Linked DNA regions of Homo sapiens: regions 2 and 3 are each linked to region 1. Evidence: chromatin contacts called from ENCODE Hi-C or POLR2A ChIA-PET data. All regions are on one chromosome and are shown on one strand. The core of a region is the stretch at or near the end of the contact, and the rest is flanking DNA. Distances in the headings are between cores, read along the strand shown.

Region 1 (3,445 bases), core at 911-3,410:
ACATTAATTTCACTCACTCCAGCTCTAAGCAATTCAAAATGCTTAAAGGTCAACTTCTTTTGTTTGACATATACACAATTTTAAACAGGAAACTTTTCCCCCGGTGAGCAATTCCATCCAATTTGTTTTTCACACTGTGTGTAGCATATCAAATTTTTCATAAGTGGGCAGGATACAAGGACACCCTTCACAGCCAGCATCCTCCGCAGCACTTTGGCCCAAGGAATCAGATATTTTCAAAGTCAAAGGAAAGAGAGGAGCAAAATAGCACACAGTTCATAACTTCCTAGAAAAACACTCGCGCCAGCCTGCCTGCGTGCCCCGTCCAAACACCACAAGAAATGTTCAGAATAACGCCTCTCTCAAATGCCACCAAACCGTATACAAAATCTGAGAAACCTCAGCAGTGAGTTGAGGGGCATGAAAGAGAGAGTGCTCTGTCGCTTAGGAAAATCTGTCAGATTAAATCATGGCCTAAGACATTTTGTGAATGTGTTAGGAGGAAGGGGACAACCAGTAGAAGACGGGAGGGGGAGATATTTTTCAGTCTCATGATGAAATACTTCACCCGGAAGAGCAAAAAAAATTCTAAAAAATTAAAAGAAATAAACTGCCATAAACGAACGGAAAAGAGGCATTCCAGGGTTAGAAAAATTGTATTCCAAGTATAATTTTTTTAAAAGCCTGAAGGAAAGGCTCGAGTTCATCCAGGAGTTTAAACCACTTCCTTTGCCCCCCCACCACCCGCGCCCCGGGCGCCCCCAGGAAAACTTTAGCACAGCGCAGCGGCGCGATCCAGGCCCCTCCCCTGTGGCGCGCAGCGGGCCCGGTTTTATGAATGGGAGAGCGAGCCGCGGCCGCCACATCAGGTAGAGGCTGTAACTGGATCTCTAGCGCTGGGCCCCATTCACAAAACAAGACACACTTCCACCCAATTCTCAGCCTTCCCCATTCATGAAAACTCCTTCAGCTGCGCCCCCGCCCCCATTTCCAACGCACGCCCAGCCTCCGACGCAGGCCCCTCACCCCAGCGTTTTAGGAAGAAAGCTCAATGCTTCATTCACAAAAAGGGAAGAAAAAAAAAAAAGCCGCAGGGAGCAGCGAGCCAACGAAAGAAACCCGCTTCATTCATAAAGTCACCCACATTCATAAAAACGAGGTGCGGCGCCCGGCGCTACCAACCGCTTCCAATCCCCCCACCCCCAACATCTCTCCCTGGCACCCCCTCGTCGACCAGGAGTTCGGTTCCCCCCCGAGTTTTCTCCACCCTCTGAAAATGCGGCCGGAACCCTAATCCGCTGCGAGGCTGCAGCATCTTTCGGTGCTGTCCCCTCCACACCCGTGTTATCCCCACCATCCCCAGGCCGCTGTTCCGGTGCGCCCCGATTTTCTCGAGTCGCCGCACAGCCGGACGCCCTCAGCCTGCTGGGTGGGAGCAGGGCGACTGGATGTCCACTTTCCACCACCTGAAACTTGCAAGGCCTGCGTAAGTTCCTGGTCGACCCCCGCCCCCGCAGGCTGCACTTGCCTGTGTCATTTACCCCCTCCCGGTGCTCTGGGGGGCAGCGCCTCTCAGACATTCCCCTCAAACTGCTTCCCGCCCCCTCCTCCCAACTGCGGAGCTCCGCCAAGCGTCTCTTCTCGCGAGCCTCCAAGTCCCCTCGGGGCTCTCGAATCTCCAGAGACTGTGAAAGCCTCGCAACTCCGCGATCCCCCATCCACTCGGGAGCCCCCGCACTCGCGCTCCGGGGCGCCTCCCCCACGACGTGTGGAAAGCCGCTCTCCCCGCGCTCCGGAACCGTTAGCCGCACCCGCCCGACGCCTCCCAGGAACCAAACCGGACCGGGCCGCGGGGGGAGGGGGCGGTCAACCCGGGGGGGGTCACCCCAGCTACTGCACCCCGACTTTGAAGATTCTGAATCAGCCCGTGAACTCTAGCCGGCTGGGCCTGTCGGACCAGTGGCCGGACGCCCCTTCCGATCTCCCCCCTGCCCCCGCAAAGCCCCCTCACCTGAGGCGGCCTCTCTCCTCCCCTTGCAGCGGCCCCGGCGGCGCAGGCGCGCTCACGCACGCGCGCAGCGGGCCTGGGCGCCTGGGCGAAAGGCTGGGCCGAACCGCTCCGAAGACGGTGAACCGCTCCGCGCACCAGCGGCTGGACTCTGCGCCGCAGCTGCCAACCAGGCTGGAGCGCTGGCCCGGCCCCCCGCGGCTCGCTGCTCCGCCCGCCGCCATTGGCCCGCGGCCCTAGCCCAGCCTTGTTCCCATTGGCCAGAGGCCGTTCCCGCGGCTGTCCATCACCTCTTGTTTACCCTGTCTGCGGGCAAATCCAACCAAGCCGCCCCATCAACTCCGGCCCCCATTGGCCAGCGGTGCATCTCTCTCCACCCCCTCAGGGGTCTGTTTTACATAATTTATGCACCGGGGGCCATTGGCCAATCAGCACAGGCTTGTTTATATAATGAATGTAAGGACGTTTTTCATTCATAAAAAACGCGACCTGAGGGGGAAGCTTAGCTGAGTCAGTGAAGCACTTAAAGGGGCCGAGGCCAGGAGGAGCCGCCGTTACTTCCCTTCTCGCCGCTCTCCCGACTTTTCACCGAGGCACGACTCTTCCCCCTTACCCACTCACCCCCACTTCTCCATCCAGCAAAGCCCCGACCAGAATTGGGTCTCTTGGCGCCAGACGTTCGCAGCTGCAGCACCAAGCAAAGTTATCATTTTAGAATTCAGGGGAGAGGAATTCGTCATTCCACACAAACTCGCTGACCGACCTGGGCGTTTAGCCCACAGAAACACAGAAAACGGAAACCGAGCCCTCTAATCTTAGTTACCTTTAAGAGAGGCCTTAATTTCTTTTAACCAGGTTTCCAGTGGGAAGAATAAGCAGCATCTCCTTTTAAAATCTCAGCTCTCAAACAGATTTTTGTTACTATTTTGTACTGGCAAGGCCTAAGACCCAACCAAATCCCGTTTTCTCTTTAACTGCGGCTCGTAACCTCCGCCAGAGTGGGTTCTGTAGTCGAGGTGAGACAGGGTTCGGGCTCAAAGAAATCCTCTCCGGGGACAGCAGCAGCCAGTCCACCGACCTGGAAACCTAAATCCCTCCGAAACGGGCATGCAGACTCAGACTTTTTGCCTCCCTCCCCGGGCTGCTTGTTTTCCATTTAAGTATTGAATGCAAGATGGTGTATTTGCGAATTAGATCCCGTGCAGCTGGGAACGACGAGAAGCGGCTCTGCTTGCCAAACGATAGGGCACTAACTGCAATTGCTGAGATTCTTAACAGGGTGTTCCAGGAAACAAATAAACAAACAATCCTCTCCCCTCTCCGCCCCCTTACCCCCTCCTGTGAAGGCCGTGGGGCGGCTCTATCTTCTCTCCGGGGATGCTGGGGGCCTGTGACGGAGCTCTGTTCTCGTCCTGCTGGAGTGCCCTGCCATTCACG
Region 2 (3,515 bases), core at 889-3,388, 380 kb before region 1:
TTAGCCTCCTCACTTGGGGCAGACACAGCATGAACATGGCTGGCTTGGACTGAGGCTCTTGGCCTCAAAGACAGAACAGTAATTGGATTACTCACAGGTTGAACAGGTGAACAAAAAGGTAGTGCTGTGGATGAGAACACCTCAGGGGGCCCCAGAAACAGTGAAGAGGAAGAGTAATGGTTTTGTGAAAAAGACTTTACTTGAAATCCCTGGAGAAGCAGTAGCATCATAATCCTTCCTCTTCCTATATTTACTTTTTTCCTAAAAATTCAATTTCTTAATAAAACTAAAAATGCAATCATGACACTGTTTGAATATTATAAATTAGATGGAGTGGAGGATAAACAAAGTTGGCACAGGGAAGGCAAGAGGCATTTACTGAATGTCTATCATATGCCCTCTCAATATTTAGAATCCCCTCATGAGATACTGGCAGCCCATTTTACACAGACTAAACAGAGACTTAGAAAGGATAAATCTTTTACCCAAGGCCATGCAGCTAGTCTATGATGGAGCCAGGATTCCAGCCCTGACATGCCTCATTCCAGAGCTCTTGTTCTTTTCTGTATACTGCACTACCTACATCTCAACAGTCGTGAGTTCAACATTAATCAGGTCTGAACTAATGAGATTTACTATAATGCCCCGGAGATGACTGTACCCTACAGCTGGAGAATGCATAGGGAGGGGCACTTCCGTTACGTATACCTGAACTATGTTTGCGATTCACACAAAATAAAGAATTGACCAGGACCAACCCCAGCCTATGAGAGGCAAAGTTACTGCTGCCCGCTTTACCCCACCCTAGAGCGCCCTCTGATCCACACTCTCACACTGCCTTCCAGCTTTCCCACGGCGCCAGACCCTTGCTGCTCCTGGGCCCCTTCCCCTTGCTCCCTTCATCAGGCGCTCTCCGCTCCTCCAGCCCATCAGCGCCTTGACTCGGGTGGCAAGAGTTGGTAGGTTAACCAGATTCACCAATCCCTGTTAAGTCGCTCACTCACATGTTACCCTTCTAGGATATGGGCTTTTTGTGTTTTTGTTTTTTAACTCAGTTAACATGTACTTTACCACCATAAAGGTAAAATGACAATGGTGGACGTCTCATTCATCCTGGAAGACTGACAGAGGAGACAGCTTCAAGGCAAGCAGGGCTTTGGCCATTTCCCCAGCCCATCAACCAGCCAATCACAAAATCAAAAAACTAGGTGAGTCTTATAATTTTCAAAATACTAATTAATATTTATGGTTTAACTATTGAACAGATTTGCTTAGTGAGGTAGGTACTATTATGACATCCATTTTACAGAGAGTACACAGTCACGAAAAGGTCCAATAACCTCCCAAAGGCTCACAGCTCATAAGCAGCAGGAGCAGGATTCAAACGCAGGCAATCAAAACCCCGAGTCATGCTCTTAACCACTACGCCACGAGTTCTCAAAGCGTGACCTGCACACCCTTGGAATCCTCAAGACCCTTTCAGGGGTTATTAGGTAAAACCCATTTTCCTAATCATACCAAGATGTTATTTGCCTTGTTTATCGTGTTAGTATTTTCACTCATGGTGCAAAAGCAATGGCGGGTAAAACTGCCAGTGCCTGAGGCTGCATGAAGGCAGTGGCTCCACACTGCACCAAGTCGTACGCTCACTGTTGTGTACTCTTAGTGGAGGAGGGAAAGCCAGCTTCACTTAAAACTGTCCTTGACAAAGCAGTAAAGATTACTGCTTTTTTTTTTTCCACAAAAATTTTGACCCTGGAATGCAGATCTTTTAAAATATTTGGTGTGACAAAATGGAAAGTATGCAGAAAACACTATTGCTGCATCCTGAAGTAAGATGTCTCAGGAAAGGCAACTGTGTGATCATTTGAATTGGGAGCTGAAATGGCCACTTTCTTCCTGGGTATGTCATTTGTACTTGACAGAACAGACAGACAGTGATGACCATTCAGATCTGGGTAGCTCTCACACATTTTTCTTGAAATGAATAAAGTCCGCCTGTCACTGCAAATAAAACAACTCACAGTATTTGTTGCCAATGATAAAATTTGACCTCTTAAGAACTAGAATTTTGGAATACTTTTATTTACTATTATGAGCTTGCAGCTTCCCAATACTCGTCATGATAGTGATGAATGTAATTTTTTGGTATTGTATGGTGCAACATCAACATCCGGAAGATCTGAATAACCCAGTGACTCAATATTTTCCAAATGACTAATGTATAATGCTACAAAACCCTGCATTAGTAAAAAATTTTAATGTAACAGAATATTAACGTTCATATGCTTTCAGATACTACATGGCAACTAACCTTTAAGAAACTACTGCTTGTCAAATTTTGTTGTAGTATCAAAGAAGAATATCCATAATTATCTGAAAAGGCTATTAAAATACTCTTTGCCAATTACATATCTGGATGAACCCAGATTTCCTTCATATTTTTCAACCAAAATAATGTATTGCATCAGATTGAGTGCAGAGGCAGACATGCGAATATATGTATCTTCTCTTAAGCAAGGCATCAGAGAGATTTGTAAAAACAAAAAGGTAAAACAATGTATCCATTCTCGCTAAGATTTTTAGACTTTAGAAAAAATATTGTTTTGGTTTTCATGTCTCCAGGGGTATGTGTGCAGGTTTGTTACGTGGATATACTGCATAATGAAGTTTGGGTTTCTACTGAACCCATCACTCAAATAGTGAACACTGTACACAATAGTTAATTTTTAGCCCTCACCCCACTCCCACCCTTTCCCCTTTGTGTTCCCAGTGTCTGCTATTTTCATCTTTATGTCTATGTGTAGCCACTGCTTAGCTCCCACTATGAGTGAGAACATGCAGTATTTGAGTTATTTCACATAAGATAATGTGAAATACAAATGGTGCTGCAAGAGAAATAATTTCATTCCTTTGTATGGCTGCATAGTATTCCGTGGTATATTTATACCACCTTTTCTTTATCCAATCATCAGTTGATGGGCACCCAGGTTGATTCCACGACTTTGCTATGGTGAACGGTACGATGATAAACATACAAGCGCAGGTGTCTTTTTTTTTTTTTTTTTTTTTTTGAGACGGAGTTTGACTCTTGTTTCCCAGGCTGGAGTGCAATGGCACAGTCTCGGCTCACCACAACCTCCACCTCCAGGGTTCAAACAGTTCTCATACCTCAGCCTCCTGAGTAGCTGGGATTACAAGCATGCGCCACCACGCCCGGCTAATTTTGTATTTTTAGTAGAGACCGGGTTTCTCCATGTTGGTCAGGCTCGTCTCGAGCTCCCGACCTCAGGTGATCTGCCCACCTTGGCTTCCCAAGACACCAGCCCAGGTGTCTTTTTTATACAATGGTTCCCTTTGGGTAGATGCCCAGGAGTGAGATGATGGTAGTTCTATTTTTAGTTCTTCAAGAAATCTCCGTACTGTTTTCCATAGAGGTTGTACTAATTTACACTTACACTAACAGGGTATAAGGATTCCTTTTTCTCTGCATCCACCCCAACATCTGTTGTTTT
Region 3 (3,071 bases), core at 233-2,732, 450 kb before region 1:
TCGGCTCACTGCAACCTCCGCCTCCCAGGTTCAAGTGATTCTCCTGCCTCAGCCTCCCAAGTAGCTGGGATTACAGGCACCCGCCATCATGCATGGCTAATTTTTATATTTTTGTAGAGATGGGGTTTCACCCTATTGCCCAGGCTGGTCTCCAACTCCTGACCTCAGGTGATCCACCTGCCTCAGCCTCCCAAAGTGCTGGGATTACAGGTATAAGTCACCACGCCCGGCTGACTGATTTTAAAAATTTGGAAATTTCCTTCACAAATATTTGGCCTCCCTGGTTTATGCTATGGAGCGAGGCAGGGGCTGGGGAAGTAGAAGGTTGCTGGAAAAGATTGTTGGCCCAGCATAAAAAACATTGTCTGGACCTTCCTAAGCTGTAGAGTCCATTCTGTCCTCCTGACGCAGCACTGCTGTCTTTGCCCATCACAGAGGCCAGGAGCACAGTGACACGTCACCATTCGACCTTGCTGGGACCTGGGACTGTGGGATGCAGCCCATGCGACTGATCTCTTCTTTTCCTAAAGGCCCTGCTGGGAATGATTCTGGCATCACAGTTAGGTTGATATGGTGGAAAAACACACTAGACCAGAAACAGGATAACCTGGGCAAATCTTGGCTCTCTCATTCTTCAGCTTTGTGGCCTTGGACAAGCCAGTGAAAACTCCCTAGGCCCCAGCTCCTCATGGGCAATAGTAAATGAAGAGGCGCTGTAGTGGTGAGCCCCAGGAGGTGCTGGATATCCCAGAAGTCAGCAGAATTTCCATCTCAGAGGCAGCCCTGCCACATGTGTGCCTTGCCCATGTCCCGGCACTCTCTGAGCCTCACTTTTCTCTGCTGAACAAGACGGGGATTGGATGAGATGGTCCCTCAAGCCCCTTTTAGTTGAAACGGTCCTTTCTCCTGCCGGCATCTCAGACTGCAGGACTGAAAGCTGGGCAAGGCCCAAGGGCTGCAGCCAGCCAGGGGGTCTTCCACACTTTACTCAGCCCACCCTCAGGGGTCAGGCCAGCACCTGCCTATCAGTGCCTAGGCCGGGGTCTCACCTGCAGCAGGACTGCTGGGCACAAGGGCCCCCACACCTCAGGGCTCTCATCCTGTCTGTCCACTCTGCAGATAAGATAAATGAGGTCTGAGAGGGAAAATGATTCACCAAAGTGAAATTCTCTGATGGTCTCAGTGCAACCCTTGTTCTGTACTACTCAGAATATTTTGTTTTTGTTTTTCCTCTAGCACACTTGCTGTGGGAGAAATTCCAGCTCTTCCTGGGGAGAAAGTGTAAGCATTCTTTCTCTCCAAGTCATGAGACTTCTCATTTGGAATTCTGGGTTGTCCCATGGTAGCAAATTATTTTGCGTAACAACAAAAACTCTGTTTCCGAAAATGTTTCATGAGGCTTGGGACGTGCTCAGCATTCTGCCCGTGAGTCAGAGCTGATAGCTGGTCTTGGAGCAGGACCAGGGGCAAATAATCCTCCCCTTTCAGCTTCTCTGATGATTCTCCACACTGTGCTCAAGGAGGCAGGATGTGGGCCTGGAGCTGCAGCCACGTCTGCATTCGCAGCCTTTCCATAAGTCAAGGACCGTCCTTCCTGAGTTGCTATGCTCAGGCTGGGTTGCATATCGGGTTAGACCCTCAGCTTTTGTTTATGATTTTATCATTGCTTTTCAAAGAGTTTTTTATCCACATTATTTTCTGGTAGTTCAGGGCCTGTGAAGTGGAGACTCATTAAAGCACCGCATACTGGTACCTGCTAAGTTATCACTTCACCGCAGTCCCTTCCCTTAGCTTGGGAAAATCCTCAACCTTTCTTTATCTTCTTGAGGACAACAATGATAAAACAAAAAGGACTGGGTTGGGTTGTCTGCTACTATTTTTTTCTAATTCAGTGGTTAGCTGAACAGTAAAGGAATAAGAAAAGGAAAGATGAGAGCGGACGGGAATAGTCATGGGGCAAATGTTCTAGATCTCTGTGGGACTCTGTCTCTGCATGGTGTGGCGCTGCCTGGGACTGAGAGGGAACAAGGGCCGTGGGATGAGAGGAGGTGGTAGAAGGGCCACAGGGCCGTCAGGAGCAGCCTCACCTTGATAGAGGCTCCGGCGAATCTCGCCAGCTGTTTGATGTGTGCCCCCTTCTTCCCGATGATGGCGCCCACAGCCTGGGTTGGGATGAAGAGATTCACAATCTCCTGCTCTGGATACTGGGAGGGCGAGACAAGAAAGAAGACATCATTCCAACCAGGCTTTCTCCTCCAGGCACTCAACAGGTACCAAGCACCTTACCATGAACCCCATGGTGGGAAGGCCCCGCCACCCAAGGAAATGGCCAAAATGGTGCACAGGATCCTTCTGCGGCCTGCGGCTCTGCAGGTGTGAAGCCTGAGGAAGGGACCTGAGCACAGGCAGCGCTAGTGATAATCAAGGGCATCCTCCTCTTGAGCTTCTCAATTTGTTGGATTCCAAAAGCTGTCTGATCGCAGGTTTTCTGTCTTATACAAATGTGATCTGTATCTCTCCTGTGTCTTCACCCAAGAAATGAAAACAGCTATTAAACATACCTGGCCTGAAGACGGCCCCAAGGCATTCTGTTAGAGGGAATGGAAAGCTGCCCAACACATCTGGTATCCGGAGAAGCATTTTCACAACTAAACTTGACCTGACCCAGCTGCACGGTGACTGGCTCCAGGAAGATGGGGTGAACCATCCCTCCTGGGACCCTGTGACAAAAGGCAGAGGCTCTTGGGCAAGGCTGCCAGGGGTCCTTGCAAGTGGGGTCTGTGCAAATGACATTCTCATTTGCTAGACTTTGTTCAAAGATCTTTGGAAACTCTGCTATTCAGTGCCAACAGCACGTGCTCATCTGGCCTTCTGCTTGCCCATCTGCAGCAGTTCCTGCGACCTGTGAGGTGTGCGAGCATCCACAGGTGCAACAGCAACGGCCTAGGCCTCTGCAGAACCTCAAGAGCACTCGGGTGCTGGGGAGTTTGGCGTGCTCAGGCTTTGAGGTGTGTCACTCCCAGGACAAACCAGAACCACAGGAGACAAGATCTGCATTGTGAACATTCACT

What was found. A loop is a pair of places that touch in the nucleus more often than their neighbours do. ChIA-PET counts read pairs that join two places held with the same protein, here RNA polymerase II (POLR2A). Pooled maps may share reads with other maps.
Region 2: a loop to region 1 is called in a map of endothelial cell of umbilical vein, with 4 times the contacts of the local background. The contact joins the enhancer-like site here to the promoter of ETV5 in region 1. A Hi-C loop is called at or near these places in 2 of 168 maps with a recorded cell type or tissue (IMR-90 and endothelial cell of umbilical vein) and 2 of 50 pooled maps.
Region 3: a map of ascending aorta shows a loop between it and region 1 (11-fold over the local background). The contact joins the enhancer-like site here to the promoter of ETV5 in region 1. A Hi-C loop is called at or near these places in 3 of 168 maps with a recorded cell type or tissue (ascending aorta, chondrocyte and mammary epithelial cell), 1 of 37 single-sample maps with no recorded cell type and 7 of 50 pooled maps. POLR2A ChIA-PET finds 5 or more read pairs at or near these places in 1 of 52 experiments (A549).

Annotation. Positions count from the first base shown.
Region 1 is chr3:186,106,929-186,110,373 of GRCh38, forward strand. It overlaps ETV5 (ETS variant transcription factor 5), which reads right to left and starts at 2,161. Exons shown (of 13, transcript NM_004454.3): 1 at 2,012-2,161. RefSeq lists enhancers at 884-943, 1,702-2,680 and silencers at 1,714-1,813, 1,844-2,473.
Region 2 is chr3:185,727,378-185,730,892 of GRCh38, forward strand. All of the region lies in intron 2 of IGF2BP2 (insulin like growth factor 2 mRNA binding protein 2), which reads right to left. IGF2BP2-AS1 (IGF2BP2 antisense RNA 1) reads left to right here. Exons shown (of 8, transcript NR_126326.1): 6 at 1,082-1,208; 7 at 1,310-1,493; 8 at 2,296-2,410. Among named protein-coding and RNA genes, the nearest start is that of IGF2BP2-AS1, 16 kb to the left of the region's middle. RefSeq lists enhancers at 374-1,225, 1,226-2,077. Within about 2 kb of position 2,139, at least 6 of the 41 ENCODE cell types and tissues checked have a DNase peak (open chromatin) inside an H3K27ac peak, as active enhancers do; they include endothelial cell of umbilical vein, where a contact is called at or near this core.
Region 3 is chr3:185,655,199-185,658,269 of GRCh38, forward strand. It overlaps IGF2BP2 (insulin like growth factor 2 mRNA binding protein 2), which reads right to left. Exons shown (of 16, transcript NM_006548.6): 12 at 2,088-2,204. Among named protein-coding and RNA genes, the nearest start is that of IGF2BP2-AS1, 57 kb to the right of the region's middle. Within about 2 kb of position 1,483, at least 11 of the 41 ENCODE cell types and tissues checked have a DNase peak (open chromatin) inside an H3K27ac peak, as active enhancers do; they include ascending aorta, where a contact is called at or near this core.